Linked DNA regions of Mus musculus: region 2 is linked to region 1. The links are chromatin loops, found by intact Hi-C in ENCODE. Cell type or tissue: gastrocnemius. All regions are shown on one strand. Links, peaks and the distances in the headings refer to the core of each region. The heading gives the core; the rest is flanking DNA. Region 1 has its middle 19 kb from the start of Gm32328. Region 2 holds the start of Evx1 (even-skipped homeobox 1).

The links. Hi-C counts contacts between places; a loop is a spot of excess contacts. Peaks named below come from ENCODE experiments on the same cell type or tissue, not always from the same donor. Only the 100,000 strongest peaks of a DNase experiment are listed, where the experiment ranks them.
Region 2: it touches region 1 in a loop (4-fold over the local background); 13 of 42 quality-filtered maps call a loop at or near these places.

What each region holds. Positions count from the first base shown.
Region 1 is chr6:51,180,931-51,189,255 of GRCm38, forward strand. No RefSeq gene overlaps it. Among named protein-coding and RNA genes, the nearest start is that of Gm32328, 19 kb to the left of the region's middle. In gastrocnemius, for the core only: no CTCF peak of the experiment used is centred there; a DNase peak (open chromatin) is centred at 4,760.
Region 2 is chr6:52,309,479-52,317,803 of GRCm38, forward strand. It overlaps Evx1 (even-skipped homeobox 1), which reads left to right and starts at 4,020. Exons shown (of 3, transcript NM_007966.4): 1 at 4,020-4,793; 2 at 6,260-6,516; 3 at 7,055-8,325. The coding sequence starts at 4,367. The coding sequence ends at 7,621. Evx1os (even skipped homeotic gene 1, opposite strand) reads right to left here and starts at 5,354. Exons shown (of 4, transcript NR_038163.1): 1 at 5,293-5,354; 2 at 3,826-4,092; 3 at 3,275-3,352; 4 at 1-1,419. In gastrocnemius, for the core only: no CTCF peak of the experiment used is centred there; DNase peaks (open chromatin) are centred at 4,300, 4,566, 7,123 and 7,492; H3K4me3 peaks cover 1,398 bases.

The DNA of each region.
Region 1 (8,325 bases), core at 299-8,298:
GACATGTGGAAAAGGAATATGCATTTACAAATGTAATTAGAACTCTGCTTAAAAGTGAAATATGCTCCAAATTAATTTACCTTTTTGTATTTTTAAGATTTGTTTAAAGTCATATTTTATGTTACAATTTAGCACAGGCTGATTTGAGGCTACTCTTCATGTTTAGTTTATCTCCTACAACCTCGGCCAGCAATTCCAGCACTGTTCTTTCAGACATTTTTCTGAACTCTTTCCCTGGGCTTCACATCCTTCAGGAACGCATAGTCACAGCAAACTCGCACATTAAAGACATTAGTCCGTTTTTAAATTGCAAACTTTTTTCCTTTTGCCAATTCCGTTTTTACTAACAACATCTGCTTCCAATCTATTTGTGCTTTTAGGAATACTGGTTTTTATTAACAGCACCTGAGAACACCAGCAAACGACGAAGGATATGTGATTAAGAATATCATCAAACAAGTATTTAACAAAACGCATGATTGGCTGTGTTCAGGCCTCTAAACAGAGCAAATGGGCCCAGTTCACTCTTCATTTTACGTCTCTAGTGCTTTTCACTTCTTTCCACTTCTTGATAGTATGGGTTCCAGCAACAAAGCAATGGTTCTGTTTATCATTAAATCATAAACTTACAGCAATACACTTTTATTTATAATAAAGCGTATAACCAATAAACTCCAGAGCCAAGTCCTTTCATTGTGGTGGCAGATGGCTGTGAAAAGAACTCTGTGCATTTTGGTTTCCTTTAGCTAGTAGTGATGATTAAAGCATCCAAACATAGCTCAAATGAAAACTTGAAACACATCCTAAACATATAAAGTTAGTTGCTGACGGTGAAAAAATAAATACATTTTCATTCCATTTTTCTTGTTTATGAATATGTGAAAAGGGTGATTTCATTCATTTTCTCTTCTGGCTGAATAAGAAAAAGACATGGAGAACTGGCATGCTCTGTAGAAAAGCAGCAGTCCTGGCCAGATAGGAATTAAGCAGGAATGTTACAGTGGCATTTTACAAATCTCTTTGAATAAAAACTGATTGGCCAATTCCATGCTCACAGCTGGAAGGCGCTTGTTCATGTACATTTTAAAGACTTCATTTGCCTTTGTGGACAAACATCAGCCACAAAAAAAAAAAAAAAAAAAAAAAAAGGAAAATTAAGAGCACAGTGGGAGGCGTTGGCTTTGTTTATTTCGAAGTCCTTTTCGTAGTGAGTGCTTTTAAAATTAACAGTAAGAATGTATATGTATACGATCGTATGTTCATGCATTTGCGTATCGTTGCTTTTTTTAAAACGAATGTTTTGTTCCCAGAGTGCCATAAAAGAGTGGAGACACAATCTGTATTAACGTAGACATGAAATAAATGCATAAAATTAAAATGTGCAAGAATACTGGCTTTTGTGTAAAGGTAAAAAATTAATATCTGAAGAAAATAGATAGTAGATAAGTGGTGACTCGCACCTTTAATCCCAGCACTTGGGAGGCAGAGGCAGGCGGATTTCTGAGTTCAAGGCCAGCCTGGTATACAGAGTGAGTTCCAGGACAGCCAGGGCTATACAGAGAAACCCTGTCTCAAAACAAACAAAAAAAAAAAAAAAAAACAAAGTGTATCTCTGAAATGAACACATTTTTGCTTCACTTTTGAGTTTGGATTATATGGGAAATTACCCGAAGCCGGTTGAAAGAACAATCCAAAGCCATCTCCCCCACTCCTGAACAATGTTATTCCCTTGAACTTGACTGTGGGCTAATATAGATTTCAAAATGTATTTTGTTGTATGGCTATTATTTTCAACACCCAAATTATATATATTCATAATATAAAAATGAATAAGGGAAAGCAAAATTCATCCTTAACCAATGAAAGCCACTGCATATATATTTATCTGTGTATATATGTATAGAGATATTTGCTTTACATATCTTAAATTATTTTATATACAAATAATATGTAAATACATTCTTGAAATTTTTCTGAGTATCTTTTTGCATTTCAAAACTGCACTTATATTATTAAACTATGAAGTTGTTTTAAATTAGCCTTGGTAAACTAAGAAATTCCTCCCATGGCCTCTGGGTTCTTCTATGTTTTGGGGATTGGCTGTTCGGTCTCCTCCTAAGAATCTAACTGGATTTATTCAGCAAGCTGTCCTCCAACTTCACGTCTTGACTTTGTAAATAGTGCTGAGTGCAGGGTGCACTACGCCTTCCTTAACTGGTGACTGTAAAATTCATAGGCTGAATTCTTGTAAAAGTCATTGTATATTTTTTAAGCTTTTGTTAAATATTTTTCTTTTTACTTTTTAACCCTTTTCTTTTTCCTCCCCACTCCCGACCCCGTGTGCATGTGGGATCTTTTTGGTTTATTTGTTTTTATTTCTTTCCTCCTTCTCCTCCTCCTCCTCCTCCTCCTCAAATGGCTTAGTTAACCAAAGCAGTAACGAATACATTATGGCTTTTTAAAAATCAAAACACACACACACATACCACACAAAGCCAAGGTTTCCATACACCAGGTTCTTTTCTGGTCAGTTTACCATACATAGTGTTTTGTTTTGTTGTATTTGTTTTGTGTGTGTGTGTGTGTGTGTGTGTGTGTTATCTTTTCCCTGTACAAATTTACAAGTAACACATATGCATACGTTGAAATGTGGAAGTCTTGGATACTAATAAAATCATTCAAGCTGCTCACAGTCTTTATTACGATCCCTCAAATGAGCTAAGGGAAAACAGGGAAGGGGGAGCAGAGGAGACGCTTTGGGGAGGGATGCAGAGAGAGGCGTGGCTGGGTATCCGGAAAGCGACAACCTGTGCTGTATAGTCCCCTCTTTCTTTCTTAGTTCCTGCTTAGAATTTTTCATTGCGAGGAAAACAAAAACCATTATTCAAACATTATAATCTTAATATCGCCTTTTGTCCACAAGTCATTCCACAGCAGCTGGGGACCCACGGCCTGCCCTGCGGCACTGGCCAAGCAGTCTGAACTGCCTGCGGAAGAGACAGAGCCCTTCCCGTTCTGCATGCTGGGGAACGGCCAAAGGATGCTCAGCTCAAGCTGAGACTTTGATAAACAATTTTAGAACTGCCTCGATAAGTGGCAAAAGGGTTCAGATTCTGTTTGTCCTTGATGCCCTAGTTCCCAACTGAGAGATGTGCTCCAGCAGGAGTTTAGCATTTAGAGGTGCCTTTAGCGCCTTGAGCTTACTAAGATAGGCTTAACAGGATCCCCAGGATGATCTCGGCTGTGCCCCACTCCCATCCCCACATAGATGCAAATGCTCAGTACCGAGCCAGCCTGTAAGCTGGGTATCGCTTTCAGAGCGATACCCAGCTTATTCTCTCCGCACCCACCCATAATCCTTCCACAGAAACAAGTCTCCAGCTTCCTTCCTTCCTTTCTTCCTTCCTTCCTTTCTTCCTTCCTTCCTTGGGGCCATGGTCGGTCTCCACCTCCGGAGAAGGGCAGCTCTTTCCTAACACCAAGGCTACCTTGATGCCAAAGGAGAATTAGGAGATGAGACCCTACGGAAAACCCTGTGGGCGCGTTCATTTCTGTTTCTTTGGGGGATGTTTCTCCCTACAGGTGGGTAAAGAAAAATAAAGGAGTCGAGGGATAACGCAACTTAGGGGCTGGCCTTTCTCATTTTTAAGTGTCAAGTTGACATCTAAATCTGTGAAAACAGACTTCTTGCCATTAAAGGAGCAGGCTTCAAGCGTATGGAAAATACTTTAGAGGCACACTAAACATCAAATAACTGCTTCAAAACACTCTGATGCTTCAAGTCTGGAAGTATCAGAAACAGATGGGCTCACTTCCTCTTTGTATTCCATACAAACTCCAAAAAATTAAAGGGAGAGGTGGGAAGGAAGAAGGCATTTTTATTAACTCACCCCACATTTGAAAAATTTGACTAACACCAGATCCATTCTAATTATAAGGCTTGTTCCTTTAGAGAAATTAATTATTGTCCTTCATGAGAGGAGCCGACAGCTGTTTGATTTTTCAGAAAAGCCTGCCTCTTCTATACATAGTTTCTCTTACAAAGACTTGAAGACTTTTCAGAAAACAAACAAACAAACAAAAACTTCTAGCTTCTGGTGTCAACGGTGAAGCCCTTAGTCTTACAAGACAGCACATGCCTTCTTGCTGGGGCTGTCCATGTCCAGCGCACAGATAGGAGATATTTATTGTGTAGCTGATTGATATGAACAGTATTGTTCCTAACCAGGGAAATCCCTTCTCTGGAAACAGCTACTAAGAGGTTTCCTGTGTATTCCCAGTCTTATGTGTGGACAGGACTTTTCAAACTGTCTCTTCTTTCTGGACCTTGGAGAAGCTCAAGGACCACTGTCTATGCCTCTGGATGCTTATTGGTGGGTTCCTCGTCCGAAATGCTATGAATGTGAAGGAAATAGAGTGAAAGTCTAGACCTGGGAAGTTAAGTCGTGAGGAATACTTACTCTTAAAGGTCTCAGCCAACCGTCACTCGTTGTCCTGTTTAATGGGCCATTTTGTTCTTTGCTCTAGGGAAATCCATCAAGGGCATCAGGGTTGGAGAACCCAAACTTAAACCAGCACCTTCTGTTTAACCAAATCGGGAGCCAAGTTTAGGAGAATCCAATTGCTCCTCTCTAGGACACAGTTGTGTTTTGAAAGGCAGATCCCAAAGTTAACATAAGCTGCGCATCTGTTCCTCTGGGAGGCTAGAGAACACGCCCAGGTTGTGCCAACTTCCAATTTTAAATGTGTTCTGGAGTGGAGCAGCAAGGCAGGCTGCCTGCTGTGTTGGCTCAGCCACTGGCCAGCTGTGCGACCCTAGGCGAGGCGAATTTTCTTTCTCTGGCTCTGGCTCCCTCTATGATTAGAATAATTATAATCCCTATCACTTCATAGGACTGGCGAAAATTAGTAATATTCAAAAAGATACAGAGAACAAAATCAAATGCTTTGGGTTTTTTTGGTTTTGGTTGGTTGGTTGATTTTGTTTGAACAGTGTTTCACTGTGTAGCCCTGGCTCCTAGAACTCGCTGTGTAAACCAGACTAGCCTAGAACTCAGAGATCTGCTTGTTTCTGCCTCCCCAGCGCTAGGATTAAAGGTGTGTATCACCATGCCCTGTTATCATTTTTTCTTACAATTTTAGTGTGTGTGTGTGTGTGTGTGTGTGTGTGTGTGTGTGTGTGTGTGCTGATGGTGCTCACGCACTAGGACCCTTGTGGAGATAAGAGGTCAACTTTGTGAGGCTGGTTCTCTCCTTCCATCTTTGTGTGGAATCAAGGGATCTAACTCAGGTCACCCCATTTTCCAGGCAAGCCCCTTTATGAGCTGAGCCATCTCACCAGCCCCTGAAGACTTTTGTTTGTTTGCTTGCTTGCTTGCTTGCTTGTTTGCTGGCTGGCTGGCTGGCTTGCGTGTTCTTACTATGTATATTAGTGAGAGGTGGCCTATTTCACTAAATAGAAAGTCTCTTTGCCTAGACTATAGGATATTTCAGGCCTCTTTAGGATTTCTCACAGAGGTTATTTGGTGGATATATGTTGGAAAACAGTACCCTCCAGAGGATCTGTGGACCGGGGTTCCCACCTGGTCATTTAGTTGAATTCCTCTTTTTGCCTAATCCTCTTTCAATGCCATTTGACTGTTTGCAGAAGCAGTGCTGTGCCCATAGCAAGCACTCAATAGAAAGTTTTTGAATGAATAAGTGGGAAAAGCATACGCCTGTGGCTTCGTTTTAAAATAACAGGTGAGGCCAGTGAACATGGCAGGATAGGGGTAATGTGTGTAGAGAGCCGAGGCTCAAGGACCCCTCTTAGAGCCTTGCTAAGAGTTTGGAAGAGTCCTGTGAGTGAGGATCTGATCATGACCATCCCTGGATTAAAAGGTTCCAAGAGGACTAGTAAAACATACCTCTCTCTCTCTCTCTCTCTCTCTCTCTCTCTCTCTCTCTCCTGTCTCTCTCTGTGTGTGTGTACACTTACGGACACCATTGAATCTCGAGGGCTCTGACCTTCATCGCATCAATGCATTCAAAATCTGAGTAATAATATCAAGCCTTCTAGGAAGCCTACTGCGGTGCTCTTTGAGGACTGTATTTTGACAGTGAACCTACTTCTCTCTCTCTACTAGCTACCTGGTCTTGAACAGCTCCACCCCACCGCTATATTCTGCTATGATCTGCTGCACACCCAGAGACACAGCACCTCTGAACCCCAAACAAATGTTTTTAGTTGGTTTATCTCCTGGATTTGTCACATCAGGAGGAAACTGATTTATTTGATTATGAGGACAGAAACAAAATTCTGAGTGTGGTGACCCAGCAGGGCAGATTTAGCATAAGAGCCAGAGATGGTGACGTGAGAAATCTAAGCCTCCACATGGGAGTGGACACGGTCATTCCATAACAGTGTCACTTGTCATAGTGTCACAGTGTCACATGGCTCTGGCTCTTCCACAAGCTGTGTGCTGCTCTCAGTCTGGGGACAGTTGGGTTAATACTTCTTTGCTGGACTCTAATGAGCTGAGTCCGTTGAACCTCAGTCTTTTCTTCAGAAAAAAAGGAGACTACACTGCAGCAAGTCCTGGAAAGCAAACGTGCAAGTAAGAACGCACCAGAGTCGGCATAACCTAGAGAGAATGTGGAAGAGAAGGCAGATGATGTCCTAGAAAGAAGAAGAGAAGGTAGAGTTATACTCAGGGGAGATGGATGGTCCTGGGCAGGTTGACTATATTTAACCAGACTAGGCTTCTAGAGGACATGGTGAAATCTCTACCTGGGAAGAACTTGAAAAGAAGGGACCAGGGGTGTTAAAACCATAGGTTCGATCTTGAGCACTGCATAAACCAAGCCTTGTGGTGCACATCTGTATCCCTAGCACTGGGGAGCTAGAGGTGGGAGGATCAGAAGTTCAAGCTCATGTGCTACTCCGTGAGTTCAAGATCAGCCCGGGTTACATGAGAGGAAAGGGAGAAGGGAATGAGAGAGGGAAGGAGGGAGGGAGGGAATAAGACAGGGAGAGAGGGAGGGAGGGAGGCAAGGAAGGAGAATGAGATAGAAAAGGAAGGAAGAAGCATTTGTTGTGAAAGGAACTAAGTAAAGAAAAAGCCCCCAGAGGCATTGTTTTCTCCTGGATTTAAACATTCCCGGGGGCAGGGGGGGAGGTGGTGGTGGTGGTGGTGGTGGTGCTTGGAGCTGCTGAGTGCTGAAAGGGCTTTCGGAAACACCAGATAGCACAGCCCACTACAGGGAGGAAGGAGGCCCCAGACCCGTGAGCGATTGGCAAGGCCTTTCCCCATGTGGATCAGGTTCAGCATGAGTGTTTGTGGCCCATTGATGACTGTGTGCAAAAACTAATGATTCTGGCTTCCTCTTCCTCTTACAGCCTGAGACTTCTTGCCTACAGAGACCCCCTACGAAGACTAGTTAAATCTTCCCCCTGTCCTGTACATAATAAATACGCTAACATTCCGTCCTTGCTTGCCGTAGTTGGTCATTCCATCCGAGTGCACACATCAGACCTGAGCCCAGCTTTTTGTACTTGTTTCTGTGCATCATCCTTTCTTCGTTCCCTCACCACCCCAGTCAGAATTCCAGGACCGAAGCTGTGTGTATGTCATGGCAGCAGCACACAGGGACTGTCAAAGAGCCTGTAGCTGGAAAAGAGGCCCTGAACCTTGGTGTACAGAATAGGAATCAGCTGAGAGATGATGACGCAGATGATGTGTGGGTTCCAGAAAGCCTTGACAGGCATAAGACACATGGAGGTTCAGTGATGCTCTGGGTGAGTAGTAAAGAAACTCTTTGTGGCTACCATCAAGGATGTGTATACATCAGTGTATCAGTGTTGACAGTAAAGCCAAGAGATGTCATCATAACAGGGATCCCATACTGGATGCTAGGAACCCAGCCAACTCTATCTCTCTGACCAAAGCAGGAAGCTACCCTAGATCGCACAACTTCTGGGGATGGAGTTGGAGCTGAGTATCTGCTCTTGGATGGTCACTCTCCTACTAAGGCTTTAATTGCACAAAACATCACTTGCTTCCTCAAGGGGGACATCAATTCTGTTTTCAGACATATATTTTGAATTTTACCTTACTTCCAGGCACACTCTATTGTTAACCAGACCCTGCACTGGCATAAAGAGAGCAACACTACCTGCCTTTCTCCTTGGTGTCAGTGAAGAGGCGGTTGCTGCTGGGGCTTTAACTTGACCTTTGGAACCTCACTGCCCCTGCCACACTTAATTGTAATTAACTTCCCAAGATCCCCCTCCAGACTCAACAGTCTCTGGTTACTCAAGAACTAAAGGTTAAATCTTACATTAGA
Region 2 (8,325 bases), core at 219-8,218, 1.1 Mb after region 1:
CTCCCTTGAATGGGAGGGAACAAACTACACTGGGCTCATCCAGGCCTTGTCCAAAGGGACAGAGTTAGCCTCAGGTGAGAAGAGCCTGGGGTGTCAGTCCTATGGTGGGTCTGTTCCCCACTGCTGTCAGTATTCACAGTGAGCTGGGGGTGGGGGTGGGGAGATGGGCTTCTAGACTGCAGAGACAGAACAGGGGCAGGAAGCCACTAGACGCTGGTTTTCAGTAGACTAAGCAAACAGATCCAGAGGAAGAATAGGCAGGACTGGATACCTTTGGGGTTCTGAGAAGTATCAGGCATTGGGGGCCATGAAGCACCCCATTTCTTGCCTCAGATACCTGTGCCCTTTACATCAGGAGGCCCAGAGGCTGAGCACTTCTCCTAACTGCGTTTGCGAAGACTCCAGCTCAACCTTCTGAAGAGGAGAACTGTTCTCTGTTGCCCACTGCGCGGAACACTGCCTCCAGGGGAAGGGAATCCGTCCAGATTATTTGATCTCTGGACTCCTGGAAGCCTGAACCTCTGGAGTTTGGCTTTCAGTAAACCTTTTCTCGCGGGCGGGGGATGTTCCCCCAAGGGGCGCACCACTCAGTGAGTCTGGGCTCAAAAAGAGGCCTGGACAGCTGTATTGGGAGAAGTGGAGCTGACTGATAGATACTCCCACTGCCAACCCCTCTAGCTGCGAAGACCCAGAGTCACAGAAACTTTGCGGAAATAATCCCTGTCACAACCTGAAAGGTCACAGAGGACCAGGGGACAGTATCTACGACAGCTGGGAGACTCTTACTATTTAGAAGGATGCTCTCTTTGTTCTTACATTTGACGAAAGAAAAGTTCATTTCTTTTTCTTTCCCTAGACGACGCATTCACCCCTTCTCCCCGGGAGAAAGCAGGTCCCTGGACTTTCACCCTTGCCTTTCAGCCAGCCATGTGCAAAGGTGCTCTGGACCGCTCAGGACCACTGCCGACCACGCCCCACGGGCCTCGGGTCACTTAGACAGCTCCCACAACCGCAGCCGCCTCTCTCCCAAGCCGGATTTTCTTGCGAAGCGAAGCTGTTTCCGTGGGGATCCACATTCGGTGGCCCAAGCAAAGGTTTAGATTCCATTTAAAACGACTGGCGCGACTTATCTCCCCTTGGCTCCCTAGGATTCTCAGCCACCCTCTATCCCTCCTAGCCGGGCGGAAGCCAAACCCACAGCGTTTGAAGTTCAGAGAATTCCAATCCTCGAAGAACTGGCCGCATCTGAGCCGATCGCCCCAGCAGGAGAAGGACTGCAAGTCGGCGGGGCTGCAGCGGAGAGATGCACCGGGGCGGACTCCACTAAGGTGGCTGTCACCTCTCTTTGCTTTCGAAGGGTTACCTTGCTTCACGCGCTATTAGAAATTTCCTTCCTTCTTCCGCTGCTCAGTAAATAACCTTCATAATACAACGATAGTGAAGATTAAAACACACTTCCCAAGCAGGAAGAAAAACAAAAACAGTAACAACCCAAGACAAAACAGAACAAAAACCCCCAAACCGTGTCTTTCTCCAGCACTCTCTTTTCATCTGCAGTGAAAAATTCTACTCCCTTCATTTGAAGTCGGCCAATTGCTGATATTAGAAGTGACATTTAGTTGGATTTCTTTCTTTTCTTTTTTTTTTTTTTTTCTCTTTAAGCATCGGCATAGGTAGGGAGAGGTTCAAGTAGGGACCTCAAAACTAGGATGCTAAGTAGATGGAGGCTGCTTTAAAAAGCTATGCTGGGGTCTGGGGAGGAATTTGGGACTGGGGGTGGGCTGAGAAGGGATTTTCATGAAGCTCAGATCTGGAGCAGACAGGAGGCTGCAGCCTTCAGAGAGTCTGAGGCCCCTCCTGGAGATGTAAGGAAAGCCTGGCTCCATCCGACTGACCCAGGAAGGAGACTAAATGGCACCCCTTGATCTCACAATTCTGTTCTGCTTTCATCTCTAGGGAAAATGCTGAGTAAAAGGGGATCAAACGTTGAACATTCCCATTGAATGCAAAGCTGGGGGCGGGGCAGGGAAGTCAGACCAGCCTCCCTCTGAGAGGGAGGGCAGTGAAGTAGTGGCTAGTTCATGGGGGGGGGGGGGGGGGGCTGGGAGAGTGGGTGTCTCACAGGCCCAGCCCCAGAAGATGCAGCAGCAGCAGCAGCCCTGAGACAGATTCAGGAGTCTAGAGAACAGAGAGACCAAGCAGACTCTGGCTGGAGTGAGAAAGCCAGGACAAGCCAGAATTGGTGGATATCTCCTCAGGGCAGGAGAAGATCCGAGAACTCACTATCCCCTTGACCCCATCTCTGCCTTGGCCTCTGAAATCTTTCTCTAGATTTCTGGGCTGGCAGTGTTCAGCAACTGCTGGCTTTGGGGGTTAATAGGGAGTGGACACATTTGCTTGGATACCACCCTTCTTGTCATCTGCCCTTGTTCCCCAGGCAAGATTAACAAACATTTGCTGCATCAGGAGAGAAATGGAAAGCCAGAGTCGTTTTCCTAAACCTCTGGCTTCCTCCATTATTTCCATAATCCTAAATCAGCCAGATTGAGGGAAGGGTAGAGAGAAACTGAGAAAAGGGTAGGAGACAGAGGACAATGAGGGAATCACAGGAACTTTCTTAGAAGCTGGGGCTTTGCCTTGGGACACAGGAGTTTTTATCCCCACCCCCCGCTTCTTCAGCTAAGAGGGCAGGCTGCTCACTAGTGGAAAATATTGCAGGGGGAGCCAGAGAGGGGGATGGAGGAGCTAAACTCGGAGGGTGCTCACCTCTGCCCCTCAATCTGGCCCACCTGCCAGGCTCCGCAGGAGATTCTTCTACTCCTTCTCCCAAACACCAAGTCCCAGAATTCCACAGGTCCAGACCTTCACCTCCTCAGAGGATTAGCCTAGTCCCTTCACCCCGCCTACTGCCTGTTTTTGTTTTTTGTTTTTGTTTTTTGTTTTCCCCATGACATTTCAACAACTTTCTCTCCTACCTCTAGCTTTGGACACAGAAAATCTCTTTTGGGTAGAGCCCAGGAGAGGACCCTGCAAGCTCAAACCCTGCTGATACTCTTTGCCACACAATCTACCCACAGCTGCCCTAAAACCATCAGAGAAGGCCAGCACCTTCTACCTGGGCTCCTTCCGTACTACCAGAGCAGGGGGCCGGATTGCCAGCTCCTTTTCATTAGAACACGCCGTTTGTGGCAGAATTCGTTGACTCTGTAGAAATACCTAAAATACAGACAGAAAAAGAAAGGCCAATCTTAGACCCTTTCCCTAACCGACATACCTGAAATAGCCCGGAGATAAGCCAAACCAAAAGATGTTTTCTTCTATGAAGAGCCAATCCAAATTCAAATCAGGCCATCTAGATAGAGATAATTAACAACAACAACTCATTGAACACTTCGAATTTTAGCCAGGTGATCTGGGTGGGGAGAGATTTTTCTTCTTCTTCTAAAATCGAGGAACACTGTGTTAGCACACAAGGCCGGTTCTCAAAGGGGAAAACGATATCTTTTGGCTGTTAGGGGATGAAAATAAAGTTTGGTTCTTAGGAGGGAGACAGATGGGGTTGGGGAGATGAGGGAGGAACGGGTACTTTAGGCTCAAGCTCCCCAGACAACTGAGGTGGAGGGTACCTTTTCAGTAGCTGGTTAAAAAAAAAAAAAAAAAAAAAAAGACAAGCGGTTGTATTAATACTCAGAAAACCTGGGTTTGTAAACAGCTTCCAAAGAGTAGCTATGGATTCTTTCATTAGTATTAGATCTAGACACCAGGTTAAGAAAACAGAAGTCAAAACAACAATAAAATAAAATTTCAAAAGCATTTTTCAATTACCAAGTCCTGTTGCCCCTGTGGAACTCGCTGCGCGCCTTAAGCGCTCCCTTTTCTGTGTGCGGAATTCCATTTGCATCCTCTGTGTCTGGGTGTCTCCCTTTCCCAGTGTGTGTGTCTCTCTGTTTTCACACTCTCCTCCCCATTCGAGCGAGGCCCACACCTGGCGCATCACTGCCGAGCCATTAGCTGCGGGTCTCCTTTCATCTTCACTGTGGCAGACGTTTCTATTTATCCACTTGCGTTCGCCGAGTGGCGTCACCAGCGGTACTGTAATGACGATTGCAGCAGGAGGATGACAGCTTAGAAAGAAGAGGGCAATGGGGCTTCCTCCCAGAGGCGGTGCGGCACAGAGGAGCGCTCGCATCACAAGGTGACCCTAGCTCCCCACTGCCATCTCCGCGGTCGCCGTCGACACGGCGCTGGGGCTACCCGGCGCCTGCCTTGTCGCCTTAGCTCCTCTTCTCAGCCAAGATCCCAGGGAGCCTGGGATTAGGAGCTTACTTGGGGGTTTTCCCCCTCCCCCCCTCTGGAGAGTCCGGGGATGGAGAGCCGAAAGGACATGGTTATGTTTCTGGATGGGGGTCAGCTTGGCACTCTGGTTGGTAAGAGGGTCTCTAATTTGTCCGAAGCCGTGAGCAGCCCGCTGCCTGAACCGCCAGAGAAGATGGTGCCCCACGGTTGCCTGAGCCCGCGAGCCGGCCCTCCGACTTCCCGGGAGCGTGGCGGGGGAGGCCAGGAGGAGGAGCCGGTCGATGGACTAGCAGGCAGTGCTGCAGGGCTGGGCGCCGAGCCACGGTCTGCTGGAGCGGCCATGCTTGGCCCGGGACCCCCAGTCCCCTCCGCGGACAGCCTCTCTGGCCAAGGGCAACCTAGTAGCTCAGACACCGAATCGGATTTCTATGAAGAAATCGAGGTGAGCTGCACCCCAGACTGCGCCACCGGGAACGCCGAGTACCAGCACAGCAAAGGTAGCCACCTTGCCCCTCCGCTCCCCGGTCCGCCCACTCCACCCACAGTTCCCTTCATCTCAGGCCAGGTGCAAGATGCTCCTTTCCCTTGGGGCAGGATGGCTGGGGGTTGGGTGAGTGGGGCGGGGGCACCTGAACAACTCTTTTGCTCTCTGCACCTTAGTGTGTGTGAGGGCTCTCGTGTTATCCCATTAGAGTGACAGTTGTGCCTGGACGAATGTCAGCGTTGGCACAAGTCTTGACTTGAGGGGTCCAAAACGCACCCCAACCTCCCAACCCCCGAGTTTTGTGGGAATGATTCAGCTAAGACGGAAAGACACATCCGTCGGGTAGGGCAAGATCAAACGGTTGTCCGGGCAGTTTGACTGGAGGGGAGCAAGGCACAAGGAGGCGCGGAAGCCCGGAGAATATAAAGGACCGTAAAATCGTGGCGGACTCTGGTCTCCGGAGGGCTGCAGCCCTCCGACCAGTTTGCACGTCGGTCAGAGGTCCAAATTACCTTGTCACTTCCCGGGCTGGCGGCGCCAGGTCGGAAATGGTCCCAATGGTCTAATTGCCTTTGGTCTCCGGTTGCATTTGAAAAGGCGGGGATTGGGCCCTCCCCCTCCCTCTTTCCCTCAGTCTCACTTCTCCACCCAAAGGAAAAGCAGCTGCAGGGGGGCTGGAGCCCCACCCTCCTCTGGGGTGGGTCTAAGGGGTTGGTACTTTAATTACACTGCTCCTTCTCACCAGGGGCTAATGGGAGTGGGGGTGGATAGCTCAGAAGGGAGTCTCTCTATACCAACAATATCCACTCCTAGGAATGAAAGACTGGAAGCCCATCAGCAGACACACCTCCACAAAACCATGGGAATGGGTGGGAAAGGCTTGCCTCTACCTCTAGGCCTAGGCAGCCAACACCACCTTGTTAAGTATCCACCTCCATCTCCTATCATCTTATCATCTATCTAACCCAGCTTCTCTACCATACCATGTCCTCACAACCCATACTCAAAATATACCACTCCTGCAATAGGTGCAACCCAACACACATCCCCACACCTGGTACTGGCATACTGGTGCACACACACACAAGATCGAGGAAGCTCACTGTATGTCCAACAAGCTACAATACATTAACCTCAAGAATTCAGTGTTCCGGCACATCCTTACCCATCCCTACCAACACAAGCAGAGAGTTCAGGGGATATGCCCTTTGCTGCACCCAGGGGCAAGCGGAAGGGAAGCCTTTAGACCCAGTATGCCTTAGGTCCAGGTCTTCCAAACAGCCACTTTAAGCCTGCCCCAAACCTTTTCTGTGTCAAGACCTCTCCGGTGAAGCTTCCAGAGCCCCAGCAGAATCAGTGACTGAGGAAGCTAAGGGGTTCTCCTTCTAATGCCCCTCCTCCAGCCTGAAGTCAGCATTTGTTTGTGTATTTGTGTTGTGTCTCTGTATGTGCACCTGTGTGCTCTGGGCTCCTGTGCAGCGCCAGGCTCCGATGCTCTGGGTAGCAGTCCTACCAGTGGCAGCGAGGCCCCCAAGAGTAACGGTGGCAGCGGCGGCAGCGGCTCTCAAGGCACCCTGGCCTGCAGCGCCAGTGACCAGATGCGCCGATACCGCACGGCCTTTACCCGGGAGCAGATTGCAAGGCTGGAGAAAGAGTTCTACAGGGAGAACTACGTTTCAAGACCGCGGAGATGCGAACTGGCAGCAGCCTTAAACCTTCCTGAAACTACCATCAAGGTAGGCTGGGCTAGGATCCTCGAGGTGGCTATGTACCTAGGTTAGTAGGAAGGAGATGTCAACGGTCTACTGCAGCTGAATCGTCTGGGCCTGGACTCTCCAATCTGGTACACTCAGAATTTCCCTCTGACAGTCCATAGTCAGCCACTGCTGCCAAGATTCCCGTCCTTTTCCTAGGCAAACAGACTACGGAGACAGGTGACTGCAAGTGACAGTGTCCCCAAAGAACAGGGAGCCCTAAATCTATGGGAAAATGTCTTTTGCCTCCCCAGATCCATTGAGGCAGGCCTTCCTCTTAGTACCCTCACTCCAGCTTGTGATGCTAAGCCCGGTGGGCAGGCTGAGCGGCTGCCCAGTCCTGCTCCCGAGGGTTTCCATCTGGGTTGGTGGCCTGCCCTTGTCAGCTGGAGTTGCTTTTGACTCTCCCCCCACTCCCCAGCCCCCCTCACTGCGAGCATGGCCCTCGCACCCCACCCACCCCCAGCCATGGGCCTGGGCCTGGCGCAGCCCTCCAAGGCGCTCCTCTTCCTCTCCTCAGGTGTGGTTTCAGAACCGGCGCATGAAGGACAAGCGTCAGCGGCTGGCCATGACGTGGCCGCACCCGGCCGACCCTGCCTTCTACACCTACATGATGAGCCACGCGGCGGCCGCGGGCGGCCTGCCCTACCCCTTCCCGTCGCACCTGCCCCTGCCCTACTACTCGCCCGTGGGCCTGGGCGCCGCGTCCGCCGCCTCGGCCGCCGCCTCGCCCTTCAGCGGCCCCCTGCGCCCGCTCGACACCTTCCGCGTGCTCTCGCAGCCCTACCCACGGCCCGAACTGCTGTGCGCCTTCCGCCACCCGCCGCTCTATCCCGGCCCGGCGCACGGACTCGGCGCCTCGGCCGCCGCCGCCGCTGCCGCCGGGCCCTGCTCCTGCCTCGCCTGCCACAGCGGCCCGGCCAACGGGCTGGCGCCCAGGGCCGCCGCCGCTGCCGCCGCCTCAGACTTCACTTGTGCCTCCACCTCCCGCTCGGACTCCTTCCTCACGTTCGCCCCCTCTGTGCTCAGCAAGGCCTCCTCCGTGGCGGCGTTGGACCAGAGAGAGGAGGTGCCCCTCACCAGATAAGGGGGCGCCCTCGGGGCTGCCGACTGCAGGATGGACGTCGTGGGGTGGAGGTCGGGGGAGCCTTCGGGGCTCCTCCAGCATCCCACCTGTCACCTCTCTTCTCAGATGCACAGGGGAAAGGAGGTGGAGGTGGGGGGGGGGACACCATAAAGGACTCCGCCTAGAGGATCCAGGAGCCCCAGAAGCGACATTGGCTGCTTAGGAGCAGGAATGGGGTGGGAAAGCGTCCCCTGGGGTGGCCAGGCCTTGCCATTCTCCACCGAAACCACCACTCTATCAGAGGTCGAGGCCTTGGTTCAACAGCTACCCGGGAACAACCCACTCCCAAGCCCCTCGTACCCTTCAACTGGGCCCCCACTCTCCTGTCAAGGGCAAGAGCTGCGAAGGGAACTCGCTGTTTCTTGGAACAAAATGCTGTGTATGCAGAGCAGGTAGAAATTAATCTTCACCAGCTTTTCCAACGCATGGCAGGGGGCTTGTTGATGGCAACATCCCAGCCATTTAGGGGAGAGATGATTTACTGCTAGGGAGATGCTTGCCACTTGGCGAGGAACCTGGGAGCCGGCTCACCTTCCCAGGGCCTCAACTACACAGCATCTGGGGAGTGGTACCCTCTACCAGCCACTGACTTCTTTCCCTATTTCTGGCTTTGTGACATCTCACGACCCGACCTGTGCAGCTCCAGCCTTCTCCCTTCCGGTTTG